2 separate regions of the Mus musculus genome follow, and region 1 is linked to region 2. Evidence: chromatin loops called from intact Hi-C (ENCODE). Cell type or tissue: left cerebral cortex. All regions are shown on one strand.

Region 1 (8,000 bases), 310 kb before region 2:
CTCGTGCAGACCTGTTTTCTTCAAAAAATGTCATATGGCCGTTTCTTTTTGATAGTCCGAAGCTGAAATCGAACATAAATCGAGCAAACAAGCAGTACTGGGGAATTTGTATTATTTGTGTAAATCTAGAAACGCCCAGTTCTCGTCACCCCAAGCAGGCACACAGTGACCAGCAGGGGGCGATAGATTACAATTCCTGAGAACAACAGCCCCAAACAGCTGGTCTTCAAGGGAGCCTGGCAAGCTGTCTCCATTTCCCATGCATCCCCTGCCATTTTTTTTTTTTTTAAAAACAAAGCAGAATCTCTTTAAACGCTGAGAAATGCCCCAGATGTGACCTAAAACACCTAGAGTAGTGTGTCCCTTTGATGAAAGAGGACAGGCAGCGTGGCATCCGCTTCTTTTCCTCACCACTGTATCCTAAAGCTGAACTTAAGGAATCCTTTGATTGTAAGCTAGAAACAGCCTCACTGTAAAGCAGATAGTACAGACCTGAATACCGATGGGAAAGAGGATTTTTATTGGAACCCGAGTTGGTGAAAGAGTGCAAGACAGGAGACTAAAGTAATAGTTCATTTCTTTTTCTGATTAAAATACTAGGCATAATTCCTATTTCCAGACTCATTGTGTCTGGGACTATTTACGCGAAGGTTCTGAAGTGTTGTAACTTAGTCATGGAGAATCTGGTTATTTAAACTTGCGGGGTCAGGCGTGGCTCCTTCCCAGGCATTGACCAGTGCTCAGGGGGAGAGGGAACCTTAACGGGAGGGAGGGTTTGTTCTAACTGCTGAAGTTGTCAGTCCATTTTTTGTGAAGGGCTTATATTTAACAGCTCACTTGGCTTATGATGAGCATACTGTAGGTTTTCCTAACACAGTAAGGGGGGATCCACTGTAGTTCAGTTGGAAGACCAAAATCCTGTTTTCTTTTGACCAGGTTAGCCAGGGATCTTTAGATCCATTTAAACTGAAGTTTTTGAAGCCCGCATATATAAAGATTAAATAAGAATCATTATTTTCTTACTGGGACTTGATTCAACTTTACAGCTCGGAACCAAGCCCCAGAGTGGGAGGAAACTTCAAAGTTCTTCACCTCTCTACCCTTCCCTTGGTGTTGGGTTTAGCCATGGAATTTGCTTTGGACATTGGTACAAACCTGACCTTCAGACTCATGAGTGGTGTGCTATGCCCATCAGTATTACAGTTACAGCTGACAGCTTTAGTTTTTTACATCAAGAGGGTTAAAGAGAGCCAAGATGGAATTTAGAGCATGTGGCCTGGGTTGAGATAGAAAGGGTGTTTGGCTGGAGGCTAAGCATCATTGATGTTTCTTGAAGAAAATGTTAATTTCATGGCAAAATCTTTGTCAACACATTTTAATGTTTTTGCATTTTAAAATGACTAAAGCTAAGCTGTCCGCATTCCGGTGGATGGCCCTTACCCCCAAGAGCAGATGGCAGTACTAAGTGCTTTCAGTGGATCCAAAAGAGCACAGGAAATTAGGAAGGAAAAAGTGGTCTTGGGGGCATTGGAGGAGTTGGAGAGAAGAGGATGGGGAGGGGGACTTAATCAAAATGAATTATATTCATGTATGGAATTCTTAAACTAGAAATGAAAAACTAAACACAATGGCTAAAGCTGCCAGGCAGGAGTTGTGGGTCTTCCCCTTCAGTTGGTCGGAGGGCAGCTGGGACAGAAGCTGTGTCTGAGGAGGCTGGGTGGAACCCTCCATTGTCTCCACAGTTCCCAAGCTCAGCAGGGCTATGAAGGACTTTGTCTGCTCTTGGAGAACAGGCCAGGGGCAACAGTCTTCTCCACTGTAGGGGGAGGATCCCCCTGGGAGAGCCTCCAAACCATCAATGGTGACAGCCCCCACCTCTCAAGCCTGAGCCCACCGCACCCCCACCCTTCTGCCAAAGAGATTTCAGTTCAGTGGGAAGAACCAAAGACATGACATCATGGAGGCTGCTGACCTCTAAGGGTTTTTGCTTCAGTGGCAGCAGATTCAGGTACCCCAAAAAGCTGCCAAGAGGCCTCACTTTCACCATAACAATTTCTTCCACCCACAGTTACAACGGGAGGTCTGTGCAGTCTTCAGCCTAGTCAGGGAGGAGGGCCCCATTCACTCACGACACCTGGAGTGGGCGGGTCTAGAATTTCGACTGCAGACTGCATAGCTAAGCAGAAAGACTGATTTCTAGAAGTCATATAAGTAGCCCTCTTCTCATTCGTTGAGTAGGTGAAGGGTATGATACCTTCATCCGGGCCTCATCCAGTGCGTTGTTTAGCTTGTGTCACCTAGGTTCCAATAAACCCCCTTTGGTGTCTACTGTCCATAGTCTTTATATCGGGGGGGGGGGTCAGGTTTGAGCTGGTTACTGGGGGACATCTTAGACTCCCCTCCCCCAGCCCAGCTCCAGGCACTGTCAACTAGACAGGAGCTAGAGCCCCAGGGAGTAGGCAACCGCAGAGTCTATGGTTGATGCTGGGGAGAGTAGGGACAGCAGATACTAGAAGGACTCCACAGTTGAAAAGTTGAAAGATGAGAGGGGTGGGGAGCTGCAACTGCAGCTGGCACAAGGCTGGTGAGCACTCCAGACACTAGTCGTGGAGTTCCAGAAGGCTGGCTGTAAGGAGTTAGATAGCACTAGGGGCACAGGGTCCCAACACCCTTAGCGCAGAGATGTCATGCCAGTCACTGCAGCTGGGCCGTTGCTATTTAAAGCCTAGAGCTGAAGAGTTCTATATTCCAAGAGCAGAGGCAGAGAGACAAAGACACTGAGGAGAGTTGCTCTTTGTTTGTAGCTTCGGTCAAAACAGAGCAAAAGATCTCCCCCAACCCCCCCCCGGCTGATTGGTAATAGAGTCCCAGGATTGCTTCCTGTTGGTGATGTTTTTTTTTTAAAATATTTTTTATTACATATTTTCCTCAATTACATTTCCAATGCTATCCCAAAAGTCCCCCATACCCTCCCCCCCACTTCCCTACCCACCCATTCCCATTTTTTTGGCCCTGGCGTCCCCCTGTACTGGGGCATATACAGTTTGCGTGTCCAATTGGCCTCTCTTTCCAGTGATGGCCGACTAGGCCATCTTTTGATACATATGCAGCTAGAGTCAAGAGCTCCGGGGTACTGGATAGTTCATAATGTTGTTCCACCTATAGGGTTGCAGATCCCTTTAGCTCTTTGGGTACTTTCTCTAGCTCCTCCATTGGGAGCCCTGTGATCCATCCAATAGCTGACTGTGAGCATCCACTTCTGTGTTTGCTAGGCCCCGGCATAGTCTCACAAGAGAAAGCTACATCTGGGTCCTTTCGATAAAATCTTGCTAGTGTATGCAATGGTGTCAGCGTTTGGAAGCTGATTATGGGGTGGACCCCTGGATATGGCAGTCTCTAGATGGTCCATCCTTTCGTCTCAGCTCCAAACTGTTGGTGGTGTTTAGAGACCTATATTTCTGTCTCTCTGTCCCTCAGTCTTTCAGTATGACTAGGAGAATCGCAGCCCTCATATTATAGATGATAGCTCTCATGGAAATTGTGTTCATTTTTTTTCAGATTTATTTTTACGTATATGAATGAATGTTTTGCCTGCATGTATGTGTTACGTGTGTGTATTACATGCTTGCCTGGTGCCCACAGGACTTTCTCATTGAACTGGAGTTACAGGCAGTTGCAAGCCACCATGTGGGTGTTGGGGACTGAACCTGGGCCTCTAAGCCACCAGTTATTCTAATTGTGGAGACATCTCTCCAGCCCCATTTGTGTGTGTTTGTGTGTGTGTATGTGTCTGCTATGGATTCTCATTTAATTACTATATGCCCTCTGCTTTATACATGAGGTTATTTAAGGCCAGAGAGGTTCTAGGTCTTAGCAGCAAACATGCAGGGGAGAAGTGGGAAGGCAGCTCTCTCTTTTCCTGCACCCCCAGTGCCCTGTGCTCTGCTCTGTGACACATTCAAGTTCTGCCACTCATAACTATTTGGCCTGGAAAGACAATTCTCTCAGGGGCTCTGTAAGAAGAGGGTTGGGGTATCAGAAGAATACAGACAAGGTTTCATTCAACTGAAATAATCTGCTATGGCTTTGTATATCTTCTTTGTATATCTTGTATATCTTCTCCCTGGGGAGGATCCCCACCCAATGTTATGGTCTCCAAGACCTGTTGGGGTTTTTAGGGTAACTTCATCTGGAGAGGACCCCCCCCCAAAAGTTTAAATCATCAGACTTGAAGTTAACATTTCCGCTTTTCTTCCACTGTTTCAACCACCTAACACTTGGAGAGGAGAGAAAGGATAGAGAGGGGAGATGACATCTTTAGACTACTTGCGATTAGGGGTCTCTCGAGTTCCTTGGGGGCAAGTTTGATCTTCTTAGTCAGGATATCTAACTTCTTCTTCTTACCTCTGCACTTGTGCTGACTACTTGACAAACTACAATAAACCAACCACCAGCCAGCCAAAAGGCCTACAGGTGGGAAGACCCATATGGAGCTACCGGTCTCATATGCCCCCTGGTGGCTCAAGTAGTCACCAATCTTTTAGGGAGAGATATCTTACAAAGCCTTAGAGGTAGTTCTTACCACCCAACCAGAAAGAGACCATATTAATATAGAGGACATTACATATATATATATATAAAGTAATACCCAAGGAGACCCTAAAAAACCCCTCCAAATCACCCCGAATCCTAGGGGCCACTGTTAGATTTAATACTCACTGCCTTGATTGGCTCTCCAGTGAAGATATCTGGGTCCCACAGTAGACTCTATCAAGGGAGAAGCTTAGAGCCCTCACACAGCTGGTAGAAGAACAGCTGTTGCTACAACATATCCACCCCTCCCGCAGTCCATGGAAGACCCCATGTTTGCTATTAAAAAAAAACAACTCAGGGAGATGGAGATTATTACAAGCTTTGAGGGCAACTAATAAAAACCATGTGAGTCTGGGGCTCCCCACAAAGTGGGCTACCCCACATCTCAGTCATCCCTGCCAACGTTCCCCTATTAGCAATAGACATAAAAGGCTGCTTTTTTCCCCCTTCCCTCTCCACCCCTGAGACTGTGAACGCTTTCCATTCTCAGTACCCCCGATTGACAACTCTGGCCCAGCCTTACGATATGAATGGACTGTTCTCCCGCAGGGGATGGCTTACATTCCAACCATTTGTCAGGAGGCTGTAGCCACTGCATCAAAACCCTATTTAGACAAAAGACTCAATATACACCACTATATGGATGATACATTATTATGGGAAGACTCTTCGACCTCCCCCTCCCACCTTAAGGACCAGCTAATACCTTCCCTATCTGCCCTAGGCTTCAAATTAGCCCACTGCCCCCACAGTACAGCATACTGGAAAAGGAGTAAGATATCAGACCCTTACCTTTGGTGAGTGTACAAGAATAGACTCATGGTAAGGCTGAGGCACACAGGAAGGCAGTCAGCAAACAGTTGGATGCTTGTTACGCTACATGGTGCAAAGGTTGCACTGTGCCTCTTGAGGAATGAAAATTGCTCTTACGGGTTTGTTTCTCAGGACTCAATGTCTGGCCCTTCCTGAGAGGAAATGTAAACAGGCACTCGGTGGGCTGAACCTTAGAAAACAATAAGGCCTTAGATGCTTGCTGAACTCGTTGCTTTTGCTTCAAAGAAAAATACTGTAACAAAGTGAATGACCTCTAACATTCTGGATGTTGAAAACTAGGGCTCAAATGGGTTTAAAACAATCTGAGAAAAGATCATAAATAAATAAATAAATAAATAAATAAAGTCTCTTGGAATCATCAGATCTGCTTTCAACATTACATGGGATTAAGCCACTATGTAAATGTAAAGTATAAATGTGGAGCCTTTTCTCAATACAGGCACAAGCTATCCTGATTTACCCTCAGATCCCGTCTGAATCCTCTCCATAACTTCAAACGGCCCCTTTGGAACCTGAACCCCGCTGGAGCTAAACTCGTGCCCATCTTGTCCTAACAGTGAGGCTCAACAGGCACCTTCCGATCCCCGCCCAATAGCCTCCTTTCAGCAGAAATGCTGATCATCCAGGGATGGGTCTGGGCGCCTCCTCTTAGTGGTGTAAAGGTTGTGTGACTCACAGAGACGTGATTCCTGGAGAAGACAATGTTCTGATGGGGAATTCAGACGCATGTGGGAGGAGAACGGAGCCCCTAGGATGAGCCGACACTGTACAGTTCCTCCTCTCCTCCTCTCTGTGAGGTCATCTAGTCACGTGACTTTAAATGCCGTTCCTATTTATGAATATTCACATCTTTCCCCCAACATTACAGGTTCATATGTTTCGTGGAGCCTTTCCACTTACATTTTTAATAACAGGTACTCTAAACTATCCCAAATTAAACTCTCGATTCTTTCCCCAAATGTATTATGACCTTTTCCACCTCAGTAAATGAGAGCGAGACATCTCTGTCTTTCTAGCTGGCATAAGCAAACATCTTGGAGTCATCCCTGTCTCTGCCCTTTCAATTGTGGTAAATCATTGGATCTACTTTCAAATTTCATCCACATCTCAGGTTCTGCGCCTACAGCCCTCATTCTCCTCCCCACGGCCGGCAACACTAGGATCCATGATGGATTTCCTCTATGTGATGTTCTCTGAGGCCCTTGTCTAGAGTTAGGCCCAGGTCTTTACCTGCCACTGCTACATTCAAAGTACTTCTAGGGCCCCAGTCTTAGTGAAGCCCAGGTAATTGCAGTGTTCCTAACTGTTGTGATGTATCTACCAGAGAGCACCACTCAGACATGGGTTCAAGCCAACAGAAGGTCTTTATTAGGCCACCAGCGACTGCACTGGGTGTTTGGGACCAGTGTGTAGTCCTGAGCCTTTCTCAGGGTGAGCTTTTAAGCACAAAAACCACATCCTGGGTTGACATGGCTCAGTTAACAAGAATAGCTAGCCAGAAATAGAACTACACAGAAGTCAAAAAAGCAAGTAGTACATTTAAAGACTTTCCCAGAACTATGGACTTTGATGGATTAGGTTTTCCTTTTCATTTTTGGCAGGCGGTGCTGCCTGCTTGCTTGGCTCCCATGCCTGGATGAGAGGGCAGTTATGGCGTAAGTCATGCTAAGGCCTGGGCCCTGTTACCTTACCAGTGCTCAGGCCCCCAGGATGCTGGACTTCAATCTGGAAATGCTGTTCCGTGCTGCTCTTCTTGCTGTTTTCCTGACTGTTGTAGGCATCCTTCCATTTCTGGGGCTTTGCAATCATCACCTGATTGTAGAGTTTCCCCCCATCCCCTGCTATGCATAAGGTTTATTCCTTCACTGAATTTAATATTAATGAGGGTTTCTACTCTGCCTTGGATTATTTACTTTCCAGATAAAAAGCCCTTAAATCACTAGAGCTGGACAGATATCAATCCTCTATGTTATTTTGTCTACTTTCTTATCAGTAACCCTGAGATATAATTTGCCATGTTCGTCCTGGGTCATTCCTACTCCAACTGGCCTGCCCTGATTGCCATGTTTTACTCACCCCATGGTGTCTTCTCCTCTTTCCACCTTCCTCGTGGTCCTGCCTCAGATCCCAAGCCCAGGAATTGAAACCCCGCCTACCTCTCTTTTGCCCAGCTACAGGCTGTAGGCATCTTTATTGGCCAATCAGGGATAACTTGGGGGGAGGGAGGGGAGGTTACATAGCATCACCTGGTGTACAGTGAGGATCTCCTTGTCTCTGGGGCAACCGGGGGTTTAGTGTTTACATTACAATACACAGCAATGGACCAAATCTCAGCCCTCTACAATGTAGTCTTTGCTCTCATGTTCGTTTCTCAGTGAGAACTTCTTCCACCTCCTATTTAATACCGCCATTCTCTAGGACACCACTTCCCCCCAACATTTTTTACCTCTTTAAAATGTGTTTATTTACGCTATTTAGTATTTGTTCTTCCCACAAAGATAAGCTCTGGGGCTGGAGAGTTGGTAAAGTATCTGCCATGAAATCACAAAAACCTGGATTCAGATCCCTAAACT
Region 2 (8,000 bases):
CTATGGCCTCTGCTTCCATTCCTGCCTCCAGATCCCTACCCCGAGTTCCCTAGACAAGCTTTAAAATTAAATAAACCCTTCTCTCCCCAAGTTGCTTTTGGTTCTGGTACTTTAGCCATACAGCAATAGAAACCCTAACTAAGACAGAAGCCTATTTCTATTGGAATAATATCATTGTGTGTTCTTCTCTGAAGCCAGGGCTAATCACATCATACCATTCTATCACCATCTTTTATTAACTAAAAGCAAAGCATCATTTCCCCTAAGGACTCCCTTTACCATGAATCCCATCTTCTTTTAAGGACATATGTCCCACACTTTGGCATGATCTCGACTTTGGAGTTGTATTTTAAACAGCTTCATTTCCACCCCTGCTATCAACTCTTCTGATGGTGTATAATTGATAAAAATGAGCTCGGTAAGTTAGTTACCATAAAAACCCTTTAACAATGCAGGAACCTGTTAAACCATCCTCAAAGGAGCTGAGAACAATATATTTCTATTTTTATCTCGACATTTGGGATACCCCTTCCCCTGTCCATTTATGGTATGTGAGAAGCCAACAACAACGAAATGAGCAGGTAGCTAGAAAAAAAAAAAAAGGAAGGTATTATTAGGACTAAAACCAGCTACGCTAGGGAGGAAAGACCGGTCAAACTCACTGGATTACAGAAGCAATATTCATCCAGCGTGATTGTCCCAAGGCAAACAGAGTAGTCTGTAATCTAATCCCCTAAGATTTAACACTCTGACCTTCCTCCTAATCACTCGTCCTCTTTGCCAGCAAAGAGAAAGAACCTGTATGTTCTTACAAAACTGAATGGCATAAAGCCCAGAAACTATGATGTAACTTAGCATGGAACAATATCTGATCCCAGAGTTACCAATACCGTGTAACATATTTAATAGCACATATTTAATAGCAAAAGCCTATATGTAGCATGGTGAGCTTGGTATTATGTGTACAGCCATAGTTAACAATGCACAAATGTACCAGGGAGAAAGTGACTGTGAGGATGGTGGGAGATTTTAATTGGTTTGTCATATGCATAAGGAGCTACTTGCAAAAATATGGTCTAGAGCTTAGGTATAACTTATTGACTCCTGTATCCCTCTTCTCAGAAGTGATGTCAGCTCAAAAGAGGCCAGTATTCTTTTGGCAGCTGTTATTATAGTGAAGGTGAATTTATGATAATGATAATAATTGCTAGGGGCTTGGTCCTATCAATAACTGCTGGGGGCTTAGCCAATAAGACAGTCATGTCTCTCGTAATTCATGTTCACCTGGGCATCTTGGGCATTCAGATGCTGATTCAGTAATTCTTGAATGGACCAGGAGTCTGTATTGCAAACAAGTTCTCAGAGAATAACAAAGTTTTGGATGCTTGGACCACATATTAAGTAGACATACCTTATCTGCCAGCTGACATGCATTTGAAAACTGTCCTGCAAGCTAGAAAACACACACACACACACACACACACACTCACACACACACACACACACACACACACACACACACACTCACTCACACACACACACATCTTCTCTCACATCCATCTATGGCATCCAAACTGAGTTTGTTTCCCTGCCAACCAGCACGTACCTTGTCAGCGAATCCAATAATCTTGAAGCAGTGCTGAATGGCCTCAAACTGTGTCCGGTAAGACTCTTTGGAGGTGATGTCCTGCATGACTCTTTCAGTTTCCCCAGCTATATATCTAAATAGAGCAGAACATGACCCAACACAGGAAGTACTTAGCAAACAGCACCACAGGTAGGACAGGGGACACCTGGGTTTCTTCCCTTCACAGGCTAATACTCTGGTGAAGAAAAAAATGACTGTAGTTGAGCTTTTGATTACTCTAAAAAAAAAAAAAAACTTGCAAGGGCTGAGATGTGGTTCTTGCCAGCGTCTCTTGCATATTTAACTTTACAGAACGAGTCTTCAGGTAAGGGAGCAGCTCCATTTACTCCTAGATTAGTCAGCTGCTTAACTGAACACTCATTCCAACTTAACCAGCAACCTCCTCTCCGCCAGCAGCAAGGGATCTTGCAAGAAAACTTACCTAGGAGGCTTTTCCTCGGGAAGTCTGAACTCAGCGAGTTTCTTTTGGTGATAAAGACCAGCATAAATATAGTAAAATATATGAAAATTTTTCTCTCCCCTGAAAAAAAAATATTGAGGAAGAAGCTTTATCTGTAGATTTATAGCAGGCTTTCCAGACCTAAATAATTGATCCCATTTCCTTTCTGTACAAGATATTATTTTGCAACAAATTTACATAAGCGGGCAATTAAATACGTTTCATCCCAATGACAAACCATTAATCTTCACAATAGCATTTTACCAAACACATGTATCTTCACTATAAACTGAAGAACATTCTAGAACTAATTCGGGTAGCAGCTTAGTTGCATGTAACAATCTTTCCATGAAGCTCCTGGTCCTGTACATCCGTGTCATAAGCCCCCGTAGCTTTGGAGAGTGAGAAGTCTAGCCTACAGCGACCAGCCAAATGCCCCGCTTTACTGTAGCCTCGGGCAGGAAATCTGTGGAAGTGGCCAGGATGCTATGCTTTCACACACCGCTATGCCGTTCCTCAGTCCCTGATGGCTCCTGCTGACCACATCTTTTGTTGTTTTGGTTTGTTTGCTTGTTTTTTAATGAGTTCGGGGGGGGGGGGCTTATTTCATAGGCATGTCTCTGTGCATCATGTGCATGCAGTGCCCGTGGAGGCCAGAAGAGGGTTTGGATCTTCTGGAACTAGAGTTGCTAGGTACTACCTGGGTACTGGGAACCGAAGCTGGGTTCTCTGCAAGGGCAACAATTGCCCTTACCTTCTGTCTCTCCATTCATTGCCCACATCTGCTAAGTCAACCTAGATAGGGTGCCCAGTGTGTTCATTGTGACAGCAAATGACACAGAAGGAACCGAGAAGCACGTGCCTAGATACCATGCAGCAAACAGCAGTGCCAGGACACCAGAAGTGTCATCGCTTTTTGATAATGAAATTTCATTGCTAGATCACCACGGGTGGGGGAGCTTTGGAACCTGATACTTGGGGGCAATTTGGAAAATATTGCCTCGGATTCCTTTCTTCCCTTTGGAAGAGGGCAGTCTTTCACAAAGAAAATCCTACTGCCCACCAAACTCACTCTGCAGGAAGAAGCCTGGTGTGCCTCTCCTCTTTCCCTGTCTATGGCTTGGTCCTAGTCCTCCCTTTATCCTCTCCCAGGTATCCTTACCCTCCTTAGTCTGTTCAGGATGTCTTAGCACTCCATTCTAGATACCTCTACTTGCCGTTTCTCCCCCATCTGAACATAGATCATTACTTCATTGTTTTGTTTATCTGGGTTTCTTTTTCATCACAGGACGTTGAATCCAGGATCTTCACTTTCTAGGCAGTCCTCCACCAATAAGCTACATCCCAGCCATTGGCTTACTTTCCATGATCCTCCTGCCTCAGCCTCCCCAGCACTGGAATTACCAGGTGCATGCCGCCATGTCAAGCTATTTTTATTATTTAAAACAAATCTTACTGTATGTATTTAAGTTATGCAGTGTGGCACAAAATGCACATAAATAGCTTTACAAAGTTATTATTCAACTGATAAGTGCATTGGATGCCATTTATGGCAGGCACTGTGCTGGATGCCAGAGAAACAGTTCTTAGAGGATTCCCACCCTTTGGGGGCATTCCTTCTAGACAGAAGTAAATGAAATAAGAGGGGAGCTTGAGAGGAGGGCTTTAAAAGGAACACTCAGGGGGATAGGATAAAGAATAATGTTGAGAATGGGACTCACGTGTGCCAGGTCAAGGCAAAGACTCCAGGGAAATAACACTATAGTGAAGCCCTGAAGCCTGAGAGAGATTTGTAAAGCATTGTAGACAGATGGGCATCAGAGACAGAAGTCTGCACACAAGGGCTCAGAGGGCTGCCTTACACTTGGCCAACCTCTTAAAGGCTGTTTATTCAATGTACATTTGTCAGACCTTCATATGACCTCATCCAGAGATGGGGGACCAGGAAATGGGATACTCAAGTGTGCCCAGAAAAGGGTAGAACCACCACTGTCAATGTCACTTTAATTCACCCCATGTAATTGTTGTCTTGGAGACTTACTGCTGAATAAGCTCACCCTTTCTAGCTCTTTCTGAACTCTGGCTGGCTGGTTCAGCTCAGGTGTTTTGGCTCAAACTCCTCTCCCAGCTGACTGATTCAATCTGGCTTCTGAATGAATTGCTCTGCTTGGCCTCAAACTGTCAATGTGTTCTAATCTTCTGACTCCTCATTCTCTGGCTTGTTCTGCTTTACCCTGTGTCTAGCGTGTTGTCTCTGTAATCTGTGTGTAAAACTGCCCCGGTCAAAGCTGCCTCTTAACTTCCACGAATTGAACTGAACTGAACTCAACTGAACTCAACTCAACTCCATTACACTGCCTCCTTTGCTGGCTGACAGCTGAACTCAACCCACCTGCACTGAACTGACTTCAGTTCAACTGAGCTTAACTCACTGAACTGACTGACTCTTCTTAAGTAGCTTCTATTTCCTGTGCTGTTCTTGTGAGAGTTAGGTACATCCTATCCTTGTCAATTCTTCCTCAAGTCTGTCAATTCTCAAATCTGTCGCTCAATTAAACATTCAGAGACCGAATCTTTTGGGTCCAGACTCCATCTCAGAGTTAAGATTGAATTTGAGTTAGCTAACCTAGCACCAGTTTCCAGGTGACTACCCAATAAGACCTGTGTCTAGCACCAGTTTCTAGGTTATTCCCTAACAAATTTGCAACCTGCCCCTGACACTTCACTTCCTAACAACCACCAATTAGGAATAGAACAGAAGTTAAATGTATAGTTTGGCTCCCAGCACCAGCCAATTATGTTAAAGGCCATAATGATCCCCCCAATCAGATGTGTGTCAGGCTAGATACCCCCTTCTTGTCTCTATAAATGCTTTCTTGAAACTAAGCTTAGGGCTATTCCCTCCCATTCTGCATCAGAGACAGTGGTGTGGCCCAGCCTCGAGCTTGGATAATGAGATCCTATGAATAATGTGATTGCATCGGAATCGGCCCCTTGTTGGTCTTTTGGGGTTCACGAATGTTTCCTGCACAACATCATTGTTTGGGATTAAAGGTGGCTACCAAGAGCATGTCTGTATTCTAGACAGAGCAGCCATGTTGCTGAGGATTTTAAAGCCTTAACTGTTCTCCATCCCACTCAATTCTCTTAACAACCTTGGTAGGTTAGAGTTATTAGTCTTATATGATACATGAAGAAAGTAAGGTGAGACAATATTTACACCAATGAGCAACATTCCATGGGAAGGGCACGGAGCATAGGAAATGGCAGTGTTCGTTCTGTCAGAGACAGCGCCTTCAACTTTAAAATCATATCAATATGGCAAGGAAGAGACGGAGAGTTTCACCCAAGTGATCAAGAAGCTACAGGGAAGCTTCAAATACTTGTAGCTCCATCTCTTCAGTCTTATGTTCACTGTTCATAACCGCTTCTACTGTGCAAGGAAATTCTCTGATGGAGGAAGGTGTTTGGTGCTTTTGGGGTGCGTGTGTGTGTGTGTGTGTGTGTGTATGCTGGAAATCAAATCTAGCATGCCATACCCCCTCAGCCACACCCACAAATGCTTGGATTCTTAAGCTACTCCTGGGCCCGTGGCTCCCATTTGCCCAGGATGTGACTGTTCTGTCTCTCGTCTTCTCTACTCTACCTTCCTTATCCATCTGGCTCCCTCTTGTTTCCATTGGCCGACTGAAGCTAGAGTCAACATTTCAAAATTCAAGTTAGTGGTGACCACTCCCCTGCCTGAAAACATCCTCCAGTTTTGTAGTCTTTTAAGAAAAGGTTCGAAACCCGTGTGATCCATTCTTACAGTCCCTCTCCTGCCCCCATTCTGTTGGCTAACTCTTAAGGGATCCACAGATCTCACATCAAGCATCTTAAATCCAGGAGACCCATCTCTCCTTCTGGAACCCAGGTATACTGCCTAATTTTTGGTTTCTTGTGTCAAGTTGACACAAGACAGAGTCACTTAGGAAAAGTGAACCCACATTGAAAAAAAGTTGTTCCTACCATATTGGCCTGTGGTGCGTTCATCATAAGAGAGCAGGCTGGGCAAACCATGGGACCAAGCCAGTAAACAACCTCCTCCGTGGCCTCTGCACCAGTTCTTGCAGGGTCTGTCCTATTTGGGTTCTCATTCTGACTTCCTTTGGTTTGGACTGTGGTGTGGAAGTATAAGCAAAATAAATCCTACTCCCCCTGCCCCCCGAGTTGCTTTTGGTCATGGTGTAAATGGGGTAGGACCCCTCTGTCCTCCATGAACCCCACACAACTCTTCCTAAACCAGGTAGTGTGCACTCTGCACCGGTTTATCTCCCCAGCACTTATGTGGAAACTATTGCTTTTGAGCACTGATCACACCTGCTCTATTCATATATTCCCATAATGACTGGGCTGTGAGCCTCTCACCCCTCCCCCACACCCACCGTGGACTCAGGGACTTTGTCTGTCTTCTTTACTCTGGCATATAGCAGGCAGTCAATATTGACTGGCTGTGTGTATACAGTCCTGCTCCTGAGAAACTCTGGTGTCCTGCAGTGATCAAAACCAATAATAAGAAGAAGAGTGGCTAATACTGTTATCATGCACTGTCTCATGTACTTTTAAATAATTTTACACAGATAAACTTGTGGGTCTTACCAACAAACCCATGGGGCCATTGTTAGTGGCATCTGCAATTCACAAATGAGGCTCAGAAATGTTCAGAGACCTGCCCAAGGTCACAGAGTGTCAGAAGCAGTACACAAGCCTAGAATGACATGCTGGTGATGACCGTTACCTATTACAATAATGCTTTTCTTTTCTTTTTTTTTTAAGATTTATTTATTTATTATATATGAGAACACTGTTGCTGTCTTGAGACACACCAAAAGAGGGCATCAGATCCCATTACAGATGGTTGTGAGCCACCATGTGGTTGCTGGGAATTGAACTCAGGACCTCTGGAAGAGCAGTCAGTGCTCTTAACCACTGAACCATCTCTCCAGCCCACAATAATGCTTTTCTTAAAACAGAGTGTTATAGTTTAAATAATGCCCTACGTTTGAGTACTAGGTCCGCAGTGGGTGGCACTGTCTGGGAAGATTATGAAACCTTTAGACAGTGCTGCCCTGCTGGAGAAGGTACATCATTTGGGGCAGGCTTTGAGGTTTGACACCCTGGCCAGATCGCCTGTCTTCACACTATCTTCCTGTGTGTTGATGAGATGTGATCATCCAGCCTCCTGCTCCTGCTCCCATGCTTTCCTAGTCATGGTAGACCGTGTCTCCACTGGAACCATAAGGTAAAACGAGCCCTGCCTCACTGCTTTTTATCATAGCACTTTATCGCAGCAACAAAACAGTAACGAATACTTAATATTCTGTTCTCTCCCAAGTGAAAGGAAAAATGTGGAATATATTTCAGTACTTTTTGTTATTGAGAATTTCGAATTTAACGGATAAAGTGGGTCTTTAAGGTATGTGCAAATTAACTATTGTTAGATTTTTACCTTATACAACCAACTCAAGATAGACTGCTCATAAAGCACTGTCCCCAGCCTTTGCACTCTCCCCTTAATGCCCTTCAGATAAAACAAAAACAAAAATAAAACTACCACCGAGGGCTGGAGAGATGGCTCAGCCGTTAAAAGCTTTGGTGCTCCTGCAGAGGCTTTGAGCACGGTTCCCAGAGTGCACAAAGCAATCTGCAACCATCTATAACTCCAGTTCCAAGGATCTTCCTCCCTTTTCTGGTCCCTTAGGGTAACAGGCACTCACACTGTGCACAGACATACATGCAAGTAAAACACCCATGCGCGTAAGGCAAAACAAGACCTTAAAAAGCAAATCAGCTACCACTGCTCCTTTGCTTTTAAAAACTGGGGGAGACTAATGAGTAAGGGGAGATAGAACCTTCAAGATTGCCAGATTCTCC

What was found. A loop is a pair of places that touch in the nucleus more often than their neighbours do. Peaks named below come from ENCODE experiments on the same cell type or tissue, not always from the same donor. Only the 100,000 strongest peaks of a DNase experiment are listed, where the experiment ranks them.
Region 1: it touches region 2 in a loop (2.5-fold over the local background); 10 of 42 quality-filtered maps call a loop at or near these places.

What each region holds. Positions count from the first base shown.
Region 1 is chr2:70,550,509-70,558,508 of GRCm38, reverse strand. All of the region lies in intron 1 of Gad1os (glutamate decarboxylase 1, opposite strand), which reads left to right. Among named protein-coding and RNA genes, the nearest start is that of Gad1, 7.6 kb to the left of the region's middle. In left cerebral cortex, CTCF peaks have their summits at 171 (motif pointing right) and 4,502 (motif pointing left); a DNase peak (open chromatin) is centred at 183.
Region 2 is chr2:70,239,015-70,247,014 of GRCm38, reverse strand. Myo3b (myosin IIIB) reads right to left here. Exons shown (of 35, transcript NM_177376.4): 16 at 2,070-2,168; 17 at 1,607-1,721. Among named protein-coding and RNA genes, the nearest start is that of Myo3b, 200 kb to the right of the region's middle. In left cerebral cortex, no CTCF peak of the experiment used is centred here; no DNase peak of the experiment used is centred here.